4 separate regions of the Homo sapiens genome follow, and regions 1, 2 and 4 are each linked to region 3. A link is a loop called in an ENCODE intact Hi-C map of the cell type or tissue named here. Cell type or tissue: heart right ventricle. All regions are shown on one strand.

Region 1 (2,500 bases), 330 kb after region 3:
GAAGAAGAGGGTGAAGAGGGTGAGGAAGAAGAGGGTGAGGAGCGTGAGGAAAAAGTTCGGTGGGGGGAAGGTGAGGAAGAAGGCAGTGGGTGAGGAAGAAGGGGGTGAGGAGGGTGAGGAAGGTGGGGAAGAAGAGGGTAAGGAGGGTGGGGAAGAAGAGGGTGAGGAAGGTGGGGAAAAGGACAGTGCGGCGGGGGGAAGGTGAGGAAGGAGGCAGTGAGTGGGGAAGAAGGCGGGGAAGAAGATGGGCAGAAGGTGGGGCATAAGTCAGTGCGGGGGAGGGGCAGGAGGGAGGGAGAAGATGTGGTGTGGAAAGGTGTGAAAACAGATAGTGGGGAAGGCAGGGAAGCAGACGGTGTTGGGGGAAGGCAGGGAAGACGAATGTGAGCGGGGTGGGATAGATGGCACATGCTTTAACCAAGATAAGAGGGGGCCTTGGCCCTGGGCCCCATGCTTTAGAAAGACTTGCTTTTTTTCAGCCCTCCTCAAGCTTTAGTCCTTCCCACAGGCCAAAGATTCTGTAGGATCTTCTAGAACACACACCAGGACACCGGGAGCTCTGAGATTTCCTACCCAAATGGCTCCAAAACTGCTTCCAGGGGAGTCCTGCTGAGAGACGACCTTGCCACCAAGATATATGCCGCTAGGTGTGTGGGATGGCCAAGGGGGTGTTGGGTGGACACATAGGTACAGAGCTTGGATATGCAAGCTGCCCTATCCACACACATGCACCCCAGGTCCCCAAAGGGGTGGAATGGAGCCAGCTTGCCCGTTCCTCCACTGCATGGAGAGGAATGCGGAGGAATCTAAGAGGTGATCAAACGCCAGCTATGGAGAGAGATGCAGAGGAAAGCGAAGACATATGCACTGGCATTTGTAGAAGGGCCTGGATGGGGGTGAGGAGCACACGGAAAATGGTCTGAGGCCATCTATGCAGTTCCTGAAGAAGCACCTCGGGCAGCTACTGACACTCCCAGCCCAGCTCTACAGGGGTGGGTACATGGGTGGGCTGGGAACAGGGTGTCTGTCCAACAGGCGGGTGTTGAGGGCCCAGAAGATGTCAGGGTAGCAACAGGAGGAATCTGGTGCAGTATGAGCACACGGCCGTCAGCTGATAGTGGGAAGCCAGTCAAGTGCCGCGAAAGCAGGAGGCGGGGCCGCGGCCAACGTCATTCCCGCGGCCGCACGTCACCGCCACTTGCCGCATCCGCAAGATCTCTCTGGACCAGCTCGGGTGCAGGGCCTCTGCGGGAGCCCTCCTAGACCTCTGCGGCTTCTCCTCTAACATGGCCGACTCGGAAAACCAGGGGCCTGCGGAGCCTAGCCAGGCGGCGGCAGCGGCGGAGGCAGCGGCAGAGGAGGTAATGGCGGAAGGCGGTGCGCAGGGTGGAGACTGTGACAGCGCGGCTGGTGACCCTGACAGCGCGGCTGGTCAGATGGCTGAGGAGCCCCAGACCCCTGCAGAGAATGCCCCAAAGCCGAAAAATGACTTTATCGAGAGCCTGCCTAATTCGGTGAAATGCCGAGTCCTGGCCCTCAAAAAGCTGCAGAAGCGATGCGATAAGATAGAAGCCAAATTTGATAAGGAATTTCAGGCTCTGGAAAAAAAGTATAATGACATCTATAAGCCCCTACTCGCCAAGATCCAAGAGCTCACCGGCGAGATGGAGGGGTGTGCATGGACCTTGGAGGGGGAGGAGGAGGAGGAAGAGGAGTACGAGGATGACGAGGAGGAGGGGGAAGACGAGGAGGAGGAGGAGGCTGCGGCAGAGGCTGCCGCGGGGGCCAAACATGACGATGCCCACGCCGAGATGCCTGATGACGCCAAGAAGTAAGGGGGGCAGAGATGGATGAAGAGAAAGCCCACGAAGAAAAAAGCCTGGTTTTGTTTTTCCCAGAATATCGATGGACTTAAAAAGGCTCAGGTTTTTGACCAAAATACAATGTGAATTTATTCTGACATTCCTAAAATAGATTAAATTAAAGCAATTAGATCCTGGCCAGCTCGATTCAAATTTGACTTTCATTTTGAACATAATAAATATATCAAAAGGTGTTAAAGAAAACTGAATTAAACCCAAAATTATGTTTTCATGGTCTCTTCTCTGAGGATTGAGGTTTACAAAGGGTGTTAGCAGATGCGAAGTAAAGAACGTCACTTTGAAACCCATTCATCACACAGCATACGCTACACATGGAACACCCAAGCCATGACTGAACACGTTCTCAGTGCTTAATTCTTAAATTTCTTTACTCATGACATTTCGCAGTGCAGAGAAGGCAGAACCCAAGAAAAACGTCATCTTTGAGACTTTGCTTTTGTAACGCAGACATCAGCTTTACACTTCACAGGAGATTGATGGCATTGAGGAAGATTGCAATGGAGATCATGACACTACTGTTAATAAGGCCAGGAAAACTGCCATTTCAAGTTCTGAAAAATGTTTTGAGTATTTGAATTTAGAGAAACAACATGGTTCCAAGAAGGAGGGTGTAAAAC
Region 2 (2,500 bases), 320 kb after region 3:
ACTAGAAGGAGAGGAGAGGAAGGGAGCACTGAGTCAAGTAACAGAGAATGGGATAAAATAAAGAAGAAACGAAAGGAAAATCAGGGAGGACACAGGGTACGAAAAGGAGAAAATAAGGGAAGGGAGGAAGGAGAAAATGGTAGAGGACATAAGGTGATAGAAAAAGGGAAAGTAAATTTATTATTTCTACTTTTCTTGGACAATATAGAGACTCAAAATAGTTAATGCAACTTGCTCCAAAAGCGAGAGTGCAAGAGGTGGTGGGTCTATCAATTAACCTTATTGTCAAAGGGACAAGGATGAGCAAGAAAAAATTAGGCTCAGCTGCAACGAATGCTAAGCTGCTCTGCACATCTTTTAAAAGGTCTAGGAAATAGGCACAGCCATGGGAAAGTTGCTATTCCCTCAAGAACTTTTTAAAAGCAAGATATGTTTATATAGGCTCCCATAAATTCTTAGGAGTTCTGCCAAAATAATGGACCCAGACTCAGCTTTTTGGAATTGGGAGTTTCTGAAGCAGTCCTTTCCTCCTTTGGGTTAAAGGAGGGCTGCAACAAGCCAGAGGCATTTCCAAGTGTACAGAGGAAGGTGATGTTCTCGCATGCGCAGATAAAAAAGGACAGGTCAGTCTAAATCATTCTTATAGAGGAATGAGAAGTTAAGAGAAGGACAAGGAAGCACTGTGAGAAAACATCAGGGCTGAGAGAGACATTTGGGAAATTAAAGTTTAAAAATCCACTGCCATTTCATCCAGCAGAGTGCAACACATTCACAAGTGCAAGGAATACTGGGTAGTTTGGTTTAAAACAAAAACAAAAACACCTCCCATACAAGGGCCAATTTTTCACCCCATCCCCAACCTCTAATTTTTCAAAAAGGTTGTTTACTGCTATACAATCCCAGAAACACATCAACCAGGCTCAGTATTTAAAAGTCCCAACCCACTTAGACAATAAAAAAATAGAAATCACTCCCCATGATTTTCTGTATAGGCCTCAATGTGGACACTGAGGAACGAAGGGAAATACTGGACAAGCTGAGAAGCCTCAGGCCAAACTAAACCCTTCATAGTTGTCAAGGGCCTGGGTCAGCCGGGCACTCAGAATCTCTTTGCTGCTGTACTTGGGGAGGTCAAGAAGGTTGTAGCAAGTGTGGGCCACCGGCAAGTACTCCTCCCCGCTGGCTGTGGACTGGATGACAATCTGCAGACTGGCCATGCCGTAGATGGGAATCCGATCGCTGCCTGTCAGGAACACTGGGGAGAACGAGAAATGGCATTAGCAGCTAAGCAAACGGAAAATGGATCTCAGAGATCCTTCTGGCAACAGGAGAGGAAGGCATGACACCCTGTGGCTTGCATGAGAAGTACAATTACATTTATGTGCCAATATGCATCCTGTGGAATGAAAATTAGATGCCGTTAAGAAAAAAAAAAGGCCTCAATCAAATGTACACCCTCACAAATGTTAGATTTCACAAAATCAAAGAGGGAAGGAATTGCTGTCATAGGAAAAGAGGAGCTGATCTTAAGGGGAAAACAGAAGAAGACTGAAGTCTCTGACCTCAGGGTCTCCTCTCACCTCAAGTGCCTGATGCCTGTACCACCTTGTCTACGGAATTCCATTTAGGATCTATTTGCTCTCCTTTCCACGTCTCCATTTTTCTTAAACCCGAAGAGCTGACCCAAACATTATGTTAGACATTGCACTCTTGTGACATGCACTGTGACTTGGCAAAAGAGAGAGAGGGAGACAGACAGAGAAAGACAGCTCCTTGTTTTCTAGTGCTGAACAACACTCTCATAGTTGAATTGCTGGAAATTACTATAAGAAAATCATTAGTTAAGAAGCACTTTCAAATAACCTGCCATTCCCTGAGGCTGTGATACATAAAGTTTCTTGCCAAAAATCTCCAGAGTTAACAAACATTTCTGTAAGTCTAATGAACAGAAAGTGCCATTTTCTAGGGAAATTCCAGGACCATGAGCAGGCATCTCTTGAATGTCACAGCCCTACAAGCTCACTTGGCAAACCTTAACCTGTCATTCAGCTCTTCCACTACTGCTTCTCAATAGCCAATGCAGCCAGGCAGAGGAGAAGTGGTCCCTCTTTTTAAGAATTCTTGTGTAAGATCTCCACTTCCTCTCATCCTTGCTCCCATGTGAGCAGCAGAACCTGTTAAGTCCTACATTAATACTAATATATGCTCCATCTTATAAAGCAAAATAGACTGCCTATCAAACCCTGTGCTTTGATTTTACATGACTAAAATTCCATACTATGCACTAGCTAATTTCTGACGCTGATTACACACAGACACAAACTGAGAAATATTTCAACCATTTTTAAAAGGCTGAATTTGTTCATGTAAATTAGAATTCATTCTCCTTTCCAAAGGTATTATTACCCTTCTCAAATGTCATTCAGCCAGCCACAAAGGTCTACATATTATATGATTCAATTTGCATGAAATATCCAGAATAGGCAAATCCATAGAGACA
Region 3 (2,500 bases):
AAAAAACAATGATTCCATGGTTAACCTTTAGCATATGGCATTTGAAGCACATACAAGTGTGTGCATAGACTACCTTCCTGGAAGTGAACTCCTGGATGGTCAGAGGATATGTGCATGTGTAATGAACTCTATCAGAGCTGAAACAATTTACACTCACACCATCAACATATGAAAATTTTGACAAAATTTAAATTAGGGATTGATTTTCTTCTGCCCCTCCTTAGCATACTGTTAGTTATACTTTAACAGGGTGTATTCGGGTAATGCAAACTAAACATTTTATTAAGTTAAATCAGTCGCTCTTAATGAGGGATGTGAAATAGAATCACTAGTGGAATCTTCATAATACACATGCATTGCCCACACCTCATACTACTGAATCAGAATCTTGACTGGGCAAGCTCGGGTAGGCCTGGCACCTGTATTTTGAAAGGCTATGTAGTTAATTACTACGTAGACAAACACAAGCCCCTTCTTGTATTTGAAACTACCATGTTAATAAACCAAAGAAATTGTGTAAGTTTGAAGGGTAGTATAAAGTTTGAGGGCATAATACTTCAATTTGTTTTATTTAATTACTTTGCAGTTTTTTCAGATCAACAAACATTTACTGTACACCTGTGATACACAGTAAGCACTATGTCAGGCATGGAAATGGGACTATAGGGGTGACCATTCATGTAATTCAATCATAGGTTGCTATTTTGGTTATGCTTTATTATTGTTTCACGTAAATGCAATTTAACAATTTGGCATGAAGGTAAACTATTATTGTAAAGGAATTTTTAAGACAGAAAGGCCTATATCAAGCCCTTTAAGCAGATTTTGGATATTTTCATTTAAAGGTATATACATTATAACTTATAAAGCATACAGTCTTTAAACTCTTTTTCTCGCTGACAATGTTAACGGCTTCTTTCTCTTAGTTTGGCATGAAGATACTATAGGTTATGCCGTTTTAACCTACAGTGTAGAGTCTCAAGTCACCACCAGGTGTCAGAATGTGCTTACTTATTGTCATACTACTTCCCTGGCCAAAGTGTGCTGTTAGGCAATTTGTGACTTCTGGCATATTCTGTTTCTAATGGCATATTCTGTTTTTAATATTCATACTATTTTGAAAGAAATATTTCAGTTGTACAGAAAAGTATCTTTCAGTGATGTAGACATTAGCTTATATAATTTTTTCTTCATTTCTAAACCACTATTAAGTTGCTGTTTTGTGATAATTAGCACATAGCTTAAAATCAAATATAATAGGAGCTCTGAAATGTATGAGAGTAACTCTGCTTCATGAAGTCATCCAAATATCCCCCTTTTCTGAATATTTTTGTTACAGTCATAACTTTCTACAATTTTAGAGTAGGAAAATTTAAAGGTTATATGGTCTGGTAAGCCTCATGTGGGTACTGGCTATATTCTAGCCTCATAAGAGGCTTTAAAAAACTGTATGGATTCTTCTTCTCAGAATGTGATATATTCATGCCCAGGATTATAAACTTTCCCTAGTTGAACATCACGAATTATCATAAGAGTTGTGGGTGGGAGATAATCCTGAGGGAAAAGAGTTGTTCAGATAAATGGGACAGAGACAGGAAAATATTATTGAGGAGCATTAAATTCAGTCACTTCTATTTGTACCTTATATGACTGCTAGTTTGGTCCAGTGGAATCAGGAGGCTTGAGGACCACAAGACAGTTCTTGGAGCTGGGTATTTTTTTCTGAAATTGCTGGAAGTATATTTATTTGGGGGAAGGTTCAAAAAAACCTTGTTGGAAAAGAAAGACTAAGGTCAAAGCTAAAAAGAAAAAAAAAAAACAACATCATGTGAAATCAGATCTAAGGGGCATTTGCTAGGCCAAAAACAGAAGGCAAGATTAGGTTAAGCAGCTGGGTAAATATAGGAACAGGAAACAAAACTCTAAATTTTCAGGATTTCATATTTGACCAGGGACGGAATGCCTTTGTGTTGGATGCTAGCTGCTTGATTGTTGGATAAGTTTCTGAAGCTAAAGATAAACTTTTGTATAGTAGAGGAGACAGACCTTGAAAGCTTTAAATGATTAAGCTGGCATCTCCCAATAGAACCTGATATTCCACAGAACTTAAGGGAAAGGCGTATCGTATTCGTTACCCATTTGCTGCATAACAAATTACCCCAAAACATAATAGATTAAAACAATAGTATTTATCATTATCTCATAGTTTCTGTGGGTCAGGAATCCAGATACATCTTAGTTGTGTCCTCTGTCTTAGAGTTACAAGGCCGTGATCATGGTGTCAGCCAAGGCTTCAGTCATATCAGGACTCAACAGGGGAAAAATTCCCTCCCAAGCTCATTCATGTGGTTGTTGGCAGGATTCTGTTACTTGTGAGCTGTTGACCTGAGGGTTTTCAGTTATTCACTGGTCGTTGGCCAGAGACCACCTTTAGTTGTTTGCCCGTGGCCAGTAGCTAATAAAGTACATCAGACAGACAGAGAGAGGGGGAGAGAGAGAG
Region 4 (2,500 bases), 500 kb after region 3:
TTAGAAATTAGCCAGGTGTGGTGGTGCATGTGTGTGCCTATGGTCCCAGCTACTCAGGAAGCTGAGGTGGGAGGATTGTTTGAGCTCAGAAGGTGAAGGCTGCAGTCAGCTATGATGGAGCCACTGCACTCCAGCCTGGGAGATAGAGCAAGATCCTGTCTCAAAAAAAAAAAAAAGAAAGAAAGAGAGAAAGTGAGAGAGAGTAAGAAAGAAAGAAAGAAAAGAAAGAAAGACAGGACATACTTCCATAATTTCAAGCTACTTGTGCCCATGCTGGGATATTCTGGTCCTTTTGCAGGCACTAGTCCTCAGCCCTTCAGACAGAATTTGTGATTATCCTTCAGATGGCCAAAACAAGGCTGGTAACATTCATGTCTAGAGTTATTTCAAAACTCCTTTGATGTTTGAAACTAGCATTACTACTTTACTATTGAGGATAATTTTTTAATATGTTTATTGACCAACTGTATTTTCTTTTTTGCGAATTTTTCTTTTCAAATATTTTGTCCATTTATCTATTGGAAACTTGATTTTAATAAACTCATCATTAAAATTTATTAATAGGACTTTTATGATTTTTGTTTTTAAAATAAATGTTGGGCTGGGCACAGTGGCTTATGCCTGTAATCCTAGCACTTTGGGAGGCCAAGGTGGGTGGACTGCTTGAGCTCAGGAGTTCCAGACCAGCCTGGGCAACATGAAACACCATCTCTACAAAAAATACAAAAATTAGCTGGGTGTGGTGGCATGCACCTGTATTCCCAGCTACCTGGAGGCTGACATGCCAGGATTGCTTGAGTCTGGGAGGTCAAGGCTGCAGTGAGTCACGACTGCACCACTGTACTCCAGCCTGGATGACACAGAGAGAATCTGTCTCAAGAAAATAAAATAAAAATAAAAAATAAGTGTTGTCAAACTAAGAAACAATTGGCAAAATGAAAGTAAGTCTTTGTAATCACAGAAAGAAAAGATCAAGCAGAGATAAATGTTAGTTCAAATACTAAATGATGCCATCTAGTGGAAAATTTATTTTGACTCATTTCTTTGGATTGCAGGTTCACAAATTTCAATGCCCCCAAATTTGGAATTGACAGGCTCTGTTAAAATACATAGTCCAGCCCCTCTTCTGCCTAGAGATTTCTAACTTCATGTGTGTGATAATCCAAGAATTGTGTTTCAATAGTATCCATATTGGAAATTAGAAAAATTCCATTTCAGTTAAAAAGAGTGTCCCAGAAGTACCTTGTGCTTTCCCTTTCCATCAGAATGTTTACTAGTTTCACCATAATAAATAATTTTATTGCTAAACATTCTTTAAATGTGTTAGCCCCTGTGCTGTTTTACTTGAATTGTTTTATTTAGTCTGTTCAAACACTGTAAGTTACATACTATTATTATTGTATTTCACAAGTGAGAAGGTTGAGGGTGAGAACTTAAGTAGCTTCTCCAAGATCACACAGCTATATTGTATCTGAGCCCAGAAACCATCAGGTTATTGTGCACAGGCCTATGTGACACGAAAGGTCAGTCATGTGAATAGTGAAAAGGGACTAACTTTTAAAAGACCAGTTCCAGTCCCATGATCCTATCCTATCATCTACATTTAGCTTAGTATACTACAGGCAGAAATGAATTGTATTTCTTCATTACTAAGGGCTATTTAGGGACATATTGCTTTGATATGTTGCAACTTAATACACACATGGTGATAGTCATACATTCATATGTTCCTTAAATATTGGTTGTTGATTTCTGGTGTTATAAATTTGAGGATGTTTTCAATACTTTGCTGTTACTCTCTATTCTTCCCCTAAATAAAGTAAACTGAACTGCCTCAAACCCTCTATGTGGAGGCAAACTGAAACTAATTTATTTATAACTGGTTAGAAAACCCAGTTGATAGAGATCTGTCAGCCAAGCTAGCTGAGGCTTAAGCATGGGTGCCTTCCCCTACCCAACAAGCGCCAAGGGTTGGGCCCACTCAGCGCTTGCAGAAGTCAAGCGCTGTTTCTCCTTAAGCAGAAACTTATCTTTCCTACAGCTCACCCCTTCCCTTGAGCCCAAAGTATCAACTGACTTCAACTGAAAAATTAATTCCTGCTACTGCCCTAGTCGGAAATAGTGTGAAGGTGACATAGGAACTTTACAGTAGTTTCCCTTGAGGGTATGTCCCGATAACTGCCCTATTCTCTAGTCCGTTAGTAACTCTAATAACGGAAAGTTATGACTGTGAAAGATTGCTTTGTGAGGGAAGGAAGGTGAGGCAACCAGAGACTTTCATTATCTCTTAAATATCTATCCAGTAGAAGTGTTTCCTTTTTGGTATCCTATAAACTACATTAACCTTAGAAAATCTTCTGAGCATTAGTGAACAAAGAACATCAAAAAATAAACTGTTTTTTTTAAAAAAAACAGGATGGCCCAAAAAACAAACAAAAAATTAGGATGAACATATAAACATTTGTCAGTTTATTTTTACATTGGAGTGGAAGAGAAATTT

Evidence for each region. Peaks named below come from ENCODE experiments on the same cell type or tissue, not always from the same donor. Only the 100,000 strongest peaks of a DNase experiment are listed, where the experiment ranks them.
Region 1: it touches region 3 in a loop (6-fold over the local background); 78 of 110 quality-filtered maps call a loop at or near these places.
Region 2: a loop joins it to region 3, with 15 times the contacts of the local background. A loop is called at or near these places in 78 of 110 quality-filtered maps.
Region 4: it touches region 3 in a loop (4-fold over the local background); 71 of 110 quality-filtered maps call a loop at or near these places.

The regions. Positions count from the first base shown.
Region 1 is chr4:88,696,541-88,699,040 of GRCh38, reverse strand. The region is part of intron 23 of HERC3 (HECT and RLD domain containing E3 ubiquitin protein ligase 3); the gene reads right to left. It overlaps NAP1L5 (nucleosome assembly protein 1 like 5), which reads left to right and starts at 1,212. Exons shown (of 1, transcript NM_153757.4): 1 at 1,212-2,500. The coding sequence starts at 1,287. The coding sequence ends at 1,835. RefSeq lists an enhancer at 1,063-1,122. In heart right ventricle, no CTCF peak of the experiment used is centred here; a DNase peak (open chromatin) is centred at 1,170; H3K4me3 peaks cover 1,759 bases; H3K27ac peaks cover 1,139 bases.
Region 2 is chr4:88,705,507-88,708,006 of GRCh38, reverse strand. It overlaps HERC3 (HECT and RLD domain containing E3 ubiquitin protein ligase 3), which reads right to left. Exons shown (of 26, transcript NM_014606.3): 26 at 1-1,255. The coding sequence ends at 1,047. Among named protein-coding and RNA genes, the nearest start is that of FAM13A-AS1, 3.0 kb to the left of the region's middle. In heart right ventricle, a CTCF peak has its summit at 1,350; a DNase peak (open chromatin) is centred at 1,246; H3K27ac peaks cover 1,386 bases.
Region 3 is chr4:89,022,752-89,025,251 of GRCh38, reverse strand. All of the region lies in intron 2 of FAM13A (family with sequence similarity 13 member A), which reads left to right. Among named protein-coding and RNA genes, the nearest start is that of FAM13A, 33 kb to the left of the region's middle. In heart right ventricle, CTCF peaks have their summits at 774 and 984 (motif pointing right); a DNase peak (open chromatin) is centred at 998.
Region 4 is chr4:88,524,932-88,527,431 of GRCh38, reverse strand. PIGY-DT (PIGY divergent transcript) reads right to left here. Exons shown (of 2, transcript NR_134663.1): 2 at 2,441-2,500. It also overlaps a transcript of HERC3 not described here. Among named protein-coding and RNA genes, the nearest start is that of PIGY-DT, 2.4 kb to the right of the region's middle. In heart right ventricle, a CTCF peak has its summit at 1,022 (motif pointing left); no DNase peak of the experiment used is centred here; H3K4me3 peaks cover 27 bases; H3K27ac peaks cover 1,071 bases.